Linked DNA regions of Homo sapiens: region 1 is linked to region 2. The links are chromatin loops, found by intact Hi-C in ENCODE. Cell type or tissue: dorsolateral prefrontal cortex. All regions are shown on one strand. Links, peaks and the distances in the headings refer to the core of each region. The heading gives the core; the rest is flanking DNA.

Region 1 (6,220 bases), core at 708-3,207, 150 kb before region 2:
ATGTCAATAAATTGAAAAACCGTTACTCATTCTAATTAAGGTTTCATTTGTATTTCTTTTATACTTTCAACAGTGACATCAGATTAACTCTTTAGAAGGGAGCATTATGGCATCATTTGTCTAATTATTTGGGACATTTGCATAAAAGCATCAATAGAATTACCAGAAAGAAATTATATCCTTAGGTTTCTTTTTTTTTTTTTTTGAGACGTAGTCTTGCGTTGTCACCCAGGCTGGAGTGCAATGGTGCGATCTCAGCTCACTGCAAACCTCTGTCTCCCGGGTTCAAGCGACTCTCCTGCCTCAGCCTCCTGAGTAACTGGGATTACAGGCACCCGCCACCACACCCGGCTAATTTTTGTATTTTTAGTAGAGACAGGGTTTCACTATGTTGGTCAGGTTGTCTTGAACTCCTGACCTCAGGTGATCTGCCCGCCTCAGCCTCCCACGGTGCTGGGATTCCAGGTGTGAGCCACCACGCCCAGCCTATCCTTAGGTTTCTTAATGACTCTAATTAAAACATGTATATATAGGAACTAGTGCTAGAAGGATTATAGTCTAGACTTGAAAAAAGATTAAACTGTTTGAAATAGGAAGAGATTTAGTGTATGGGGAAGAGGAACAACCCTCACCCCTACTCTGTTTTGGGCATTTTAATAAAATTTAGAAGCTTGAGCATAATGCTAACAACCTAGTTATAGTAAAATTAGTAAAATTGGCCGGGTGCGGTGGCTCACGCCTGTAATCCTAGCACTTTGGGAGGCCGAGGCGGGCGGATCACAAGGTCAGGAATTTGAGTCCAGCCTGACCAATATGGTAAAACCCCATCTCTACTAAAAATACAAAAATTAGCCGGGCGTGGTGGCGGGCGCCTGTTATCCCAGCTACTCGGGAGGCTGAGGCAGGAGAATTGTTTGAACCTGGGAGGCAGAGGTTGCAGTGAGCCAAGATGGCGCCACTGCACTCCAGCCTGGGCAACAGTGAGACTCCGTCTCAAAAAAAAAAAAAATTAGTAAAATTAATGAGATACTTTGAAAGCACAGAGTATTGAGGTTGTGTGGGAAGCACTGTGTGGTGTGTAAACTCTACCCGGACACAAATAGATACTCACAGAACTTGCACACCACCTCTGGGAGATTCTCCTGACTCCAGGTTCCTGGTAGAGTATCTTTCATACGTGAGAACTCAGGCCATTTTCCAGTCGGTTCCAACCTTCTCTGCACCCCGACTCCCAGGCCTTTTTTCTATTGTTTTCCACCACTGATCAGTTTCGCCTATTCTAAAACTTCATTTAAGCAGAATCATGGAATTCTTGCTGGCTTATTATCTGTTGGCTTCCTTCGTTGCGTGATTTTAGTGGCTGGTCTAGGGATGACACTGTAGATTCTGAACTTTCGACACTGCATTGTGCCACACGTCGTGCAGTGTGTCATTTCTCAAAGCACTTATATGTGTGGGTTGTTTTTTAAATAGGTGGAAGGCTTTTAAACCAGCATACCATTAATAGTGTATTGAGGAAGTTAATTTATCAATGTTATTTTTCCTTTTACAATTGCTAATAAAGATATGAGGTGAGGAGCAGCAGGCTACAGGGAGGAGCGATGCGTGGGGGCGTATCAGTGGTTCTAGGTGCATGCAATGATGGGCAGCGGACTCGGGAGCGATGTGTGGAGGCGTGTGTGTTCCCCAGGTGTGTGCGGTGAGGGGCAGCAGGTTCAGGGGGATGCGGTGGGGGCGTGTCGGTGTTCCCCAGGTGTGTGCGGTGAGGGGCAGCAGACTCGGGAGCGATGCGTGGAGGCGTGTGAGTGTTCCCCAGGTGTGTGCGGTGAGGGGCAGCAGGCTCAGGGGGATGCGGTGGGGGCGTGGCGGTGTTCCCCAGGTGCAGGAGGCTGCTCTGAGGGTGTCGCATGTATTTCATTTAATCCTCATAACAGCTCCATGAGTCAAGTTCTATTTTTGTCCCCATTTTAGCAATAAGAAAACAGACACAGAGGGGTTAAGTATAAATAATTTGACAAAGACGACATTAGTGAGTGGCTATTTTTATTATGTGAAGTTAAAATTGTTTGTGTGTTGACTTCATCATTTAAAGTGAGAGGAAGAACCTGAGGAATATGAAATGAGATGAGGGAGAGAGCCCCAGACTCTGCGGCTGGTAGAAGTAGGGAGTGTGACCTCATCCCCGGCTTCTGCCAGCTCTGCTGATGCCCGGGGCTGCCCCATGTGCGCGGCCGGCCCTGGGCGGGATCCATGGTCTTGGTGACAAAGCTCCTCTCCCTGCCTTCGCCCCAGCGGCTCGTTTTTATTCATTCAGCACAGAGTGTGTAACTGATAGTCCTCAGTACCGCAGTCTGATATTTTGTTGGGGTTCCTTTTTTTCTTTTCATTTAAAGGTAAAACCTACATTTAGTGAAATGCACATATTTTAAGTGTGTCATCTGGTGTTTTCACCACTTCAATTTTTTTTTGGTTTTGTTTTGTTTTTTTTTTTTTTTTTTTTTGAGACTGAGTCTCTCTCTGTCAGGCTAGAGTACAATGTAGCGATCTTGGCTCACTGCAACCTCTGCCTCCTGGGTTCAAGCAATTCTCCCGCCTCAGCCTCCTGAGTAGCTGGGATTACAGGCACGCACCACCATGCCCGGCTAATTTTTGTATTTTTATTAGAGACAAGGTTTCACCATGTTGGTCAGGCTGGTCTCAAACTCCTTACCTTGTGATCTGCCCTCCTCAGCCTTCCAAAGTGCTGGGATTACAGGCACGAGCCACCGCGCCCGGCCACCACTTCAGTTTTGACAGAAGCAGTAAGCCTTGATGCGGGTTTGTGCGGTATGACCGTCAGCCCAGAGAATTCCCTCCCGCCATTTTCCACCTTCTCCCACCCCCCACCCCCAGGCCTTAAAAACTCTTTCTCCCTCTGTTCTGTTTCTTTTCCACCATTGATTAGTTTTGCCATTTCTAAAACTTCATTTAAGCAGATTCATGGAATTCCATTTTATCTGTTGGCTTCCTTTGTTGCATGATTTTAGTGGCTGGTCTAGAGATGACACTGTAGATACTGAACTTTACACAGTCTGCTTGGAGTTAATACCGTACCCCGCCTTGTGCAGTGTAAGAAGCTGGTCACTGTCTTGCAACCAGGTGCCTTCCCGGTCCTTGCTGTGGCAAGTGTACATGTTACATCTGTGCTGTAGACATCACAACATATATAGTATTGTTGTTTGCTTCAGTATGAATGTACCTTTAAAAAAATTACGAGGAAAATATTGTCTTTTATATATACTCACATATTTACCTTTTTTCCCCCAACCCCTAAGTGGAACCAGGTCTATTTACCATTTTGGTGCTTTTCATTCCTTACCGATCCAGTTTGTTACCATATCCTTTCAGTCTGGCAAACTCACTTTAGTATTTTCGGGAGTGTAGGTGTGCTGGCAAGAAAGGCTCTTAGTTTTCTTTTATCAGAACATGTTTTGCTTTCACCCGTGCTATTGAAGTATGTTTGCACTGGACGTGAGGTCCTTTGTTGGCAGCTTTCTTCTACTGGGACTTTGAGAGAAGTCGAGACCCTGTCTCTCCTCCAGGGCTCTGCTGTTGGCTGCTCCCCTGTGCTCACAAGTTGTTTTTCTCCAGCTGGCTTTAAGATGGACTGTCTTTGGTATTTGAGCAGCCTGACTGTGATGTGTCCAAGTGTTTATTGAATTTATCTTATTTGGTGTCCTGAACTTACTAGATCTGTAAATTTATGCCTTCTGCCAGCTGTGGGAAATTTTCAGCCATAATTTCTCCAAAATGTTTTTCTGCCTCAATCTCTCTCTCCTTATGGGACTCCAGCTCTAGGTATGTTAAACTGTGTGATATTGTCCCTGAAGCTTTGTTTGATTGTTTTCCTTTCAGATCTTTTTCTCTCTCTGTTCTTTGGGTTGGATACTTTTTATTGATCCATCTTCAGATTCACTGAGTCTTCTGTTACCTCCAGTCTGCTGTTAAAGCTCGTCCACAGGATTTTTCTTCGTTTAGAAATAGCATTTTTTAGTTCTGGAATTTCCTTTTTTTTTTTTTTTTTTTTTTTAAGACAGAGTCTTGCTCTGCCACCCAGGCTGGAGTACAGTGGCACACTCTCGGCTCACTGCAACCTCCGACTCCTGGGTTCAAGCGATTCTCCTGTTTCAACCTCCCAAGTAGCTGGGATTACAGGCGCCCACCACCACACTCAGGTAATTTTTTTATTTTTTTGTAGAGACAGGGTTTTGCCATGTTGGCCAGGCTAGTCTCGAACTTCTGACCTCAGGTGATCCGCCTGCCTTGGCCTCCCTAAGTGCTGAGATTACAGGCGTGAGCCACTGCACCTGGCCCTGGAATTTCCATTTTTTAAGAAATGTTCTCTTTCTCTCTTGAGACCCGTTTGGCTTGTCCAGCCTAAGTCCCTTTGCCTTTCTGTTCCTGAGCCCCGTTGTAAGGGCTACTGAGTCCTGCCTGTGCTGGCAGCATGGGTGTGTCCTGTGCCTGGTCTCCAGAGCTAACTCTTTCCTCTTTGTACAGGTTATATTTTTGTTTCTTTCCATGTCTAGTAATTGTGGATTGCTTCTTGGATTTTGTGAGTGATCTGTTGTAGAAACTCTGGACTTCGTTCTATCCTCCTGAAGATTGATGATGCTTTGTTTTAGCAGGCAGTCAGTTTGGCTGGACTCAAACTCCAGATACTCTTCCTGTGTTATCAGCAGCTAATATCTCTGCTCAGTTGCTGTAGTGTGACCTTGCTGTCCTGGACCTGCCCCGTGCCTGCCTGTTGCAGGGCTCACACAGAGTTGATGTGCAGAGCGTGCTGTCCCCTCCCAGGGTGCTCTCCCTTCCAGGGTTTCTCCTGTCGCTTTCCAGCTGCGATCATCTACCAGAATTCCCCTCTCTGGTTTTTCAGGTGAGACTGTGGGGCTCTCTGTGAGCTTTAGCTGCCCCCCTTCTCTGAGGAGGACCAGGTTCTGCCCCAGGACAAGAAACCCGTGCAGTGCTCAGCTCGCTCTGGGCACAGGCTCCCTCCAGTTTCTGCTTGTCTTGGTCCTGTTCAGTTTGTTTTTTTATGCTTTGTCCAGAGTTTATAGTTATCTGCAAGAGGATTGGTCCAACGTCTCAGCCATTACTGAAGGTAGAACCACCTGTTTTATATACTCCAGGGGTTGCAGAAATAAATACGAACCATGTGTTCTAGGAAGAATTCACTCTCCCTGAGGAAGGGAGGCTGTGAAGGGGGGTTTTATACTAACTGGAACATGTGCTGTTAAAAGGATGAGGTGCTGTGCGGAGAGAAGGCTAGCATGGCCCAGTGCCTTGAAGTTCATGGGTCCATTTGGAGGATGTCAGTGGAATGGTTGTCTACATGCTCTAGCCCCTGGTGGCGGTCAGCCACGGGAAGGAGAGTCAGGCGTGTGGTGAACTTGCCAGAGAAGCAGGCCTGGGCTAGGCTTCACCTGTAGGTGTGAAGTTCAGTTGGGCAGATACCAGGTGCCTAGGGGATGAGGGTCTGGTCATAGCTGCAGTGGGAGGTAAATCTGAAACTTTTTGGCCTAAATGTCTTCTGTGATCAATCCAGGTGAGCCCTTTCTGGTCTGATCTTTTGTTGCATGGCTGACAGTAAGAGATGGGGACCCTGGCTCTGAAGCAGCGATGCCTTGTTCATAATAGGGTGTCCCAAGAAGACTCCTGGAATAGAGTTTGTGGTGCCTGCAGAAACAAAGCCTGCTAGCCGATTTTACTGACACTTTCTGGACCTTGGATGCACTCTTGTTTTGAACCAGGGGTTTCTCGCTCCTGGCCTCTTCAAGTCCTGTTCTTTCCCATCCTAGATGCCTAAGTGTTCTGAAACCGAACCTATACTGTGGCTGGTATCCCCAAAGCACTGTAAAGCAGCCACTTGAACGTGCTCACTGCTTTGAATGGTCCATCTCAGGGAGCTGAATATTATAGTGGGAACCAAAATGGTCATGATAACGCAGTTTAGTTATTGTGATTAGACATTTAGCCAGCTTCTCTAAGAAAACCCCAGTATTTAAGCATATTCCTGGCCAAATATTCACAATAACAATATTGTGTGTATTATGTACTTAACGTCAAAAGTCCTGAAGATGGGCCGGGCACGGTGGCTCACGCCTGTAATCCCAGCACTTTGGGAGGCCAAGGCAGGTGGATCACCTAAGGTCAGGAGTTTGAGACCAGCCTGGCCAACATG
Region 2 (7,956 bases), core at 2,119-4,618:
GAAAGCAGCTAGGCTCTTTTAGGATGTTTCTATTCTGGTTGCTGCCTTCGTGGTGTAACTTTTAAGAACACTTACGGGAATGTGCTCATAGAACCATCACCTGTCCTGAGAATAAAACTCCTGGAATCATGATCAAGTCCAGTGTTAACGTGGCCCAACCTGTCTGTACTTCTGGGGAGAGACCAGGAACATCACTGGACTCCTCATCCCCGTAATTATTTAGAGAAGATGCAAGCAGCAGATAGTCTCCATGCGGCTGGTACTTTTTTTGTTGTTTTTTGAGACAGGGTCTTGCTCTGTCACCTGGGCTGGAGTGCAGAGCGGCGATCATGGCTCCCTGAGGCCTCAACCTACTAGGCTCAAGCTGTCTGCCCGCCTTAGCCTCCCAAGTAGCTGGGACCACAGGCACCCACCACCACCATGCTTGGCTAACTTGTTTTTGTAGAGATGGAGTTTTGCCATGTTGCTCAGGTTGGTCTCGAACTCCCGATCTCAGGTGATCCACCCGCCTCGGCCTCCCAAAGTGCTGGGATTACAGGCGTGAGCCCCTGCGCCCCAGCCTTGGGGCCTGTCTTTGAATGGGAATGAGACTGTGCAAACCGTGGACTACCCTGTGTCACCCACAGCTCAGTGGCCTGCCTGCCGGCCCTCAGGGGCTGCTGACCGGGAGACCAGCCAGAGCACGAGGGGGTCAGGGCTGTGTGGGTTTTGGCCTGATTCTGCATTTGGTTGTTTCTGGGGGCCATGTAGCCTGCCTGCATTAGGAAAGCGCTGTGCCATCTGATCATGAGCACCTCTGCACCCCCTGGTAAGGTGACCTTGCAGCAGGAGCTGTGCCCTGCCTGGGTAGGCACCCACTAGGTAGGACCGGAGCAATCCTGGCAGCCGCCACCTGCACCCGTGCACTTGTTTCTCCTCACAGTTTCAAGTAAATCCGTTTTTGAAGGCTTGTTGTGTGTTTTGTGATTTCTTTGGGAATATGAGTTGGACGGAGGCGAGAGCCTTAAGCCATGCGAGCTGTCGGCCTGGGAACCCAGACTTCCCAGCTTCTTGAGGAAGTGTCAGATTTCCCGCGTTGACAGAAGGGAGCATTGAAGGGATGCCTTGGAGCCCAGACAGTGGTTGTCCCTGTGTCCTTCCCTTTGACCTGGCATCAGAGGTGTCTCGAGTCCCTACCCAGGGACCCAGAGGAGTTCGGGCCCCAGTAGATTTTCTTAGATTTAAGCCAAAGTGAGTTGCATTATCTGCAACGAGGACAGATATGGGAGGGAATGTGCTGAGAGCCAGGCAGATGAACTGAGGATCTCATTGATCTTTCTTTTGTGTTTACTAAACTCATATGTTCTTGTAAACAGTTCTTTAGCATAGACAGTGAAAGTACCCCCTGTTCTCATCCCAGCCTCCCCGTGAGTCACTGCTGCTAATTAATGCTGTTAGCTTGGAATTGTAGAAACAGGATGTTTTCCATGGTAATGCACTCAAAGTACACCCTCGATTGGCAGAAATTGGCAAGTGTGATTTTCCAAGTGTTGGCAGTGATGCAGGGGAACAGGAACGCAGGTGGGGCAGCTGTTTTGGGGACAGCTGGTACTAGCTCATGGCACTAAGGACACGGGCCCAGGGACTGGCATCTGCATCCTGAGGTGTCCACCCTCGGGCAACGCGAGAGCCCAGGCATGGGCCACGCAGGGATGTTCATTGCTACACTGTGACAACTGTCACAGGCCGGAAGGAGGCAGGTGGACTACGGTGGAGCCACCCATGCTGTCACCTGGCAGACGGGCACACAGCCTTGTTCCGTTGCAAAACAAGTGAGAGATGGTATTGGTGTAACATGTAAAAATGCAAATACTTAATTTTTATCAATTCATGTGTGGGGAAAAGCTGAAGATACGCGTGGGAATGGTGTGGTCACTTCTAGGGGTGTCGGAGGGTAGAACTTCAACTGTTTTGCTTTAAAAAGTAAGGATCGCATGGCAGAACTAGCATCTGTTCACCTGTTGATCCTGATACCGTGGATTACGAGACCCCCCCTCTTTTCTGTGTGGTTCAGAAACAAGCCCCTCAGACAGGACACAGTGCCCAGGGGCAGTGACCTGCAGGCCCACCCACTGCCATCTCCGCTGGTCTCGGGGTTGCCACATAGCCTGCCAGCTGCGGCTGCTTCCTGGGTGCCCTCCAGGGAGAGCAGGGGATCGTGGGTCCCCGGCGGTGGGTGTTTCCTTCTCCGGGGAGAGCAGGGGATCGTGGGTCCCCGGTGGTGGGTGTTTCCTTCTCTAAGGTTTGCTGCTGTTTCCAGGCCTTTCTGTGGGGCCTGGGTCCTGTCCTGGGGCCAAGCCACGGGGTCATCCTCAGCTGCACTGGGCGTGCCAACCACAAACGAGTCACTTGCTACAAGCAGCACCATGCAGCCTCCTGTCTGGACGAGACCCTGCCCCCCACAGACTGGAGACGCACCCCGATTTCCCAGGTCACAGGGGGAAGTGTGGATCTGATAAGGGACTAAATGTGGCGTCTTTCATATGTTTCTCTTACATATTTTATTTTAAAATGAAAAAAAAAATAAGGTCATGGGGAACGAGTAGAAGGCTGCTTCCTGCTGCAGTTCCCCTCTTGCTCCAAGAGTGGGGATGGCCCAGCTGGGGGGACCTGCTCCGGGCCTGGGTGCCGCAGCCTCACCTAGACACAAGGGCACAGGCTTTGTTCTCCAGGGATCTGTCCGACACCAGCATCCCCCCGGGGGCTCAGACCCTGCACTTTTCTGTCTGCTGCTGGGGTTGAGGGGACAGCAGATGGGCAGCGAGGGCTGGTGGCTGCCCAGGCTGGCCATGCCCAACACCAGCAGGTGAGGCGGAGGCCGAGAGGGTGTTGTGGCCGGGTCACCTGGGCCCATATGGAGCTCACTCCTCCCTGTGGGGGCCGCTTGGCTGTGCTGCCGGAGGCATGGCGCTTTCCCCACCCGATGGATGGCGGGGCTTCATCCTTCCTCCCCTTGCAGGAGGCACGGTGCCCAGGGTCCTCCGTTTGTCCCCCCTCCTTAGGGGAGGTCCCCTTTTGTGGTGTGACCTCTAGTGGGCATGTAGGGTCACTGCAGAGGGCTTGCCCCCAGCCAGCAATGTGAAACAAAATGCCATTTGGATAGTTTCCAAACCTACCCCGGCCCCCTCCCCATTTTGACTTGAAAATCCCCAAGTGACAGAAGGCACAATGCGTGTCCTTCCTATCTTTGCCTCCGTCCCTCTTCTTCCTGAGGGGTGCGATCCCTGGCGCCTTCCCTTCTTCCTTGTGTGCCGGCGTGGGCCCTCCCTGCCGTCCCTGAAGCCCACCTGCACTGCCTCTGAGCCGCGGAGGTCCTGGAAGCAAGGTGGAAAGGTGCTGGAGGGCCAGGGGGAGGCGCCCCTGCAGCGCTGTCCCTCCCCAGCAAACAAGCAGCTGGGCTCTGCTGGGTGTTCTCCATGGCACCGTGTTTGGCAGACATTAACCACGGAACAACCAGGAGTGCTGGTGTGGCTGGGATCAGCCCACTCCACAGGAGAGGAAGCAGCAGCTCAGAGAGGCTGAGTAATTTGCCCAGGGTCACACAGCCAGGGAGTATTAGCCCAGGGCCCCAGCCCCGCAGCCTCACCTCTCCTGAACATGCTCCTCTAGGAAGAGCCGCCGCCGGTGACGCTCAGTGTCAGTTGCTCTGGGACCCTTTCACCGAGTGTGGGGTGGAATCAGAAGCGCCAGCTCACACAGCAGTGGGGCCAGAGCAGTCCCGGCTGAAGCTAGGCGCTGATGAACTTGGACTGGAAATCTTAACTTGGGCTCAGCCAGAGTGTATTGCTTATAAAACCACGACTTTTCCCTTCCCATATGAGGACTTCTAGTACCTTGAATTCGGTTCTCATATAAAAACACGAGGGTGCTGTTTTACAGAAACACAGGGAGGCTAAGCCTGGCATGCTGCGGCCACGTGGGAATAAAACTTGGGCTCTTGGGACTCACATTTCAAGCCCGGAGCCAGCTAAGGCCTCTGACGGCGCAGCCCCCATGCCCCTCACAAATGTGGGTAGAGCTGGGTCAGCATCTGGCTTCCGCATCCCCATCTGCCGTGCGCCCCTGCCTTTCCAGCCTGTGGCTCACCTTGCCCAGCCCCACGGCCTGATGCCCTGGCTGCATCTGCCTTGGCTGGGGCTCCTCTGGGCATCTGGAGTTGCTGCTTCCTGGCTCCTTACAGGATGTTTACAGAAACTGCAGGTCTGCAGAGGACAGACGGCTCTGCCCGCAGGGAGGACAGGCACCTGGTGCCCCTTCCCACACGTACCTATGCCACTGGCCCCAGGTCTGGCTGTCCTGAGCTCTCCCTGCCTGGCTCTGCTGATGAACATGCCCTTGTCAAGGAGCAGAGTCGGTGGAAAGAGGCAATGGACCTACCCAGGTTGTGAAGATGCTTCTCAGAGTGAGGCCTGAGAAGCAGCTTCCGGCCCCAGGGCCAAGCAGTAGGAACTGACAAAGCACGGAGGGTCCACCTGTGTGCACAGCCGAGCTGCAAACCCAGGGTCGTCATGTGAGAGCCCTACCCACTGCCTGAAGGGAGAAAACGGCTTGGCTCTAGGAGTCAGGCCTGCGGCGGGGCCCAGGCAGCCCCTCACTGGCTGAGACCCTTGCAGTGTTCTCGACGCTCAAGCCTTGTACGCTCGCCTCAGGGCAGGGCATCACCTCGGCACAGTTGGTGTTTGGGGCCGGGTGAGTCGTGCGCCGGGCCGCTCCATGCGTTGTGGGAGGTTGAGCAGCATCCTTTGCCCCAACAATGGATGGCAGTCCCTCCTACCTGTCAGCCAACAGGCCCAGACAAGCCAGGTGTCCCCCGGGCCACTAGGCGCTACCGGGTTGTGACCTGCATCTCCCATGCGGCAAACAGTGCTAAGCACTGGGCACGCGGCAGTGAACACTGACGGCTCTGACCCCACACAGACCACAACACATCATGTCCCGGGATACGTGCTCTTGGGGCTGCCCCGATCACAGACACATCAGGAGGCGGTGGACTCCCAGGTGCAGGGAGGGTCAGGGCTGAGGTGGAAGTGGGCAGGGGCGGTCGTGTGCTGCTTGGCTCAGGTGACACCTGGCCTGGCACCTGGTGGGTGAGGAGGGGCTAGTGAGATGCTGTGTCCTCAGCTGTCTTCCTCTCCTCCTGGGAGACACATAATTCCCAGAAACCTCAGCAGGGGCTGACTCCTCACTGGCCAGAGCCAGCCCCACGCCACCCAGGAACCAACTCTGGCCCAGGGAAAGGGGTTTCCGTGAGGCTTGAGTCTGTCGTGGCTCCCCTGCAGTTCTGGGGCTACCTTCCCCGGGCACATTCCACCCAGTTCCTGAGCAAAGCAAAGAGGCAATGGCCAGTGGGCCACCGTCTGCCATGCAGTCCAGTCGGTTTGCTCCCATGGATTGGGTGGGTGTGAAGCTTGGCGTCACCAGGAAGCTGTTGGGAGAGATGCACACCCCAGTTCCCGCACGCTGAGATGTGGCCTGGGGAGGGGGTTTGAGCATTTGTAGTTTCCAAGGCCCCCAGAGCAGCTGTCCTGTGGCTGTCATCTGCCGCCACTGCACTAAACAAAGCACCTCCGTTTCAACATCTCTGGGGAAGAGGATTCCAGAGAACACACTTCAGGAAAATGCACACTTTTACATGCCCAGCTAGCAGTCCTTTGCCCTTTAGTGAGAAAGGGTTGAGCTGTCCTTCTTTTTCCTTCCTTTTAAAAAGCATTTGGGCTGGAGCAGTGCCTCACCCCTGTAATCCCAGCATTTTGGGAGGCCGAGGCAGGGGGATCACTTGAGGTCAGGAGTTTAAGACCAGCCTGGCCAACATGGTGAAGCTCTGTCTCTACCAAAAAATACAAAAATTAGCCGAGTGTGGTGGTGCACGCCTGTAATCCCAGCTACTCGGGAGACTGAGGTGGGAGAATTGCTTAAACCTGAGAGGCAGAGGTTGCAGTCAGCCGAGATTGTGCCACTGCACTCCAGCCTGCGCGACAAAATGAGACGTTGTCTCAAAAAGATAAATAGCTGGGTGTGGTGGTGGTGGTGATGGGGGGTGCCTGTTATCCCAGCTACGTGGGAGGCTGAGGCAGGAGGATCACTTGAATCCGGGAAGCAGAGGTTGCAGTGAGTAGAGATCGCACCACTGCACTCCGGTCTGGGCGATAATGAGAGATTCCATTCCCCCACCCCCCGCCCCGAAAAAAAAGAAATTAAAAAAAATAAAAAGGGTTTGGTTAGGTTTTTGAGGTGTAAGCTATTTATAGTGAAATTTTACCGTGTGTGCAGTTCTGAGATGACAGATGGTTGTAAATAAGCACCATCAGGACATGGAGTGCTCCAGCCCCCATCAAAATCCCTTCATGCTGACGCTGCAGTCTCTGCCTCCCCAGATCTCCAGCCCCTGGCGCCCCTGATCTGCTCTCCACCCCGTAGTTCAGCCTCAACCAGAACGTCTGGGGAGTGGGCTCTCCCAGCAGGGAGTCTGTCTGCCTTTCTCCTTTGGCAGGGTGCGGCTCAGCCTTTGTGCATTATTGCTCCTCTAATAATGCACAATTATTGCTCCTCCAAGGAGCCTCATCAGACGTTTTTCCAATACCCTCGTGAAATTCTACCACCACAGACATACTGTTTGTGTACTGTGTGTATACCTGTGCTTCCTACTTCAAGAGAGGAAGACAGTTCCAGCTACTCAGGAGGAGGCAGGAGGATTGCTTGAGCCCAGGAGGTTGAGGCTGCAGTGAGCCACTATCACACCCCTGCACTCCAGCCTGGGTGACAGTGGGACACCCTGTCTCCAAAAAAAGGCAAGATGTGTTTCCCCCTACCTGCCAAGGACCAGTGTTTGCCCATCTGCAGGAAGCAGCACCTTGCTAGAATGTGGGACTTCAGCACGATGCCCTGAGATCCATCCGCGGTGTTGCCTGAATCAACCGCTCATCCCTCGGATTGCTGAGCAGGATTCACAGGGTGGAGGCACCACAATGTATCTGTGTCCCCAGAAAGAATACTTGCAGTTTCCAGTTGGACACTTTATCAATAAAATCACTATAAACATCTGTGTGATTTTTTGTGTGGACATAAGTTTTCATTCCTTTAAATACCTAAAAGTGGGACTGCTGTGTCACATGTTAAGCACATGTTGCATCAGAGGAGAAACTGCCACATTTTCCAGAGCGGATGAAGGAGTCCCCCTGTGCCACATCCTCGCCATCCCTTACGGTGTACTCAGTGTTCTTTTTTTGAGACGGGGTCTCGCTCTGTTGCCCAGGCTGGAATGCAGTGGCCTGATCTCAGCCCACTGCAACCTCTGCCTCCCGGGTTCAAGTGATTCTCCTGCCTCAGCCTCCCCAGTAGCTGGGACTACAGGCATGCACCACCATGCCCGGCTAATTTTTTGTATTTTCAGTAGAGACGGGGTTTCACCGTGTTAGTCAGGATGGCCTCGAACAACAGGAGGCGGAACTACAGGCATGACCAAGAAGGTCAGGACACAGGCGGCTGGAGCCATCCTGCGGGGGATGCCAGGAGCCAGTGCAGAACATGTCCTGAAGTTGTCCTGACTGCAGAGTGGAGTGGCTGGAACATTCACCCCACCCTGTCACTGCTGATGGCTGTCCCCACACATGGGTCAAGCAACTCTCGCAGTTGGAAGGAGCCATTAGCAGGTGAAAGTGAGGCTGTTTGCCTCAGTGGCCCACTGCTTCTCTGCCCTGTCTAGCCAGGTTGATGGTCCCCTCTGGTCTGGTGGTAGCTTCTGCTGCTCAGGTGTCAGGCCTCTCTGCAGGGCCACCACTAGCCCAGGGTGCTCCTGTGTAAGTTCACATATGGCGCTGCTTTGGAGCAGGCTAAGGCCCAGGCTGGGGTGCATGACTTGGTTAGCTGAGCACAGGATAAATGCAAGCCTCACTTGTGTTCTTGGCAAGGGACCCTTGA

Evidence for each region. A loop is a pair of places that touch in the nucleus more often than their neighbours do. Peaks named below come from ENCODE experiments on the same cell type or tissue, not always from the same donor. Only the 100,000 strongest peaks of a DNase experiment are listed, where the experiment ranks them.
Region 1: it touches region 2 in a loop (2.3-fold over the local background); 3 of 110 quality-filtered maps call a loop at or near these places.

What each region holds. Positions count from the first base shown.
Region 1 is chr16:87,473,402-87,479,621 of GRCh38, reverse strand. The region is part of intron 1 of ZCCHC14 (zinc finger CCHC-type containing 14); the gene reads left to right. Among named protein-coding and RNA genes, the nearest start is that of ZCCHC14, 17 kb to the left of the region's middle. In dorsolateral prefrontal cortex, for the core only: no CTCF peak of the experiment used is centred there; a DNase peak (open chromatin) is centred at 2,221; H3K27ac peaks cover 987 bases.
Region 2 is chr16:87,319,980-87,327,935 of GRCh38, reverse strand. FBXO31 (F-box protein 31) reads left to right here. Exons shown (of 9, transcript NM_024735.5): 9 at 1-949. Among named protein-coding and RNA genes, the nearest start is that of C16orf95-DT, 6.4 kb to the right of the region's middle. In dorsolateral prefrontal cortex, for the core only: a CTCF peak has its summit at 3,076 (motif pointing left); a DNase peak (open chromatin) is centred at 3,028; H3K4me3 peaks cover 287 bases; H3K27ac peaks cover 2,198 bases.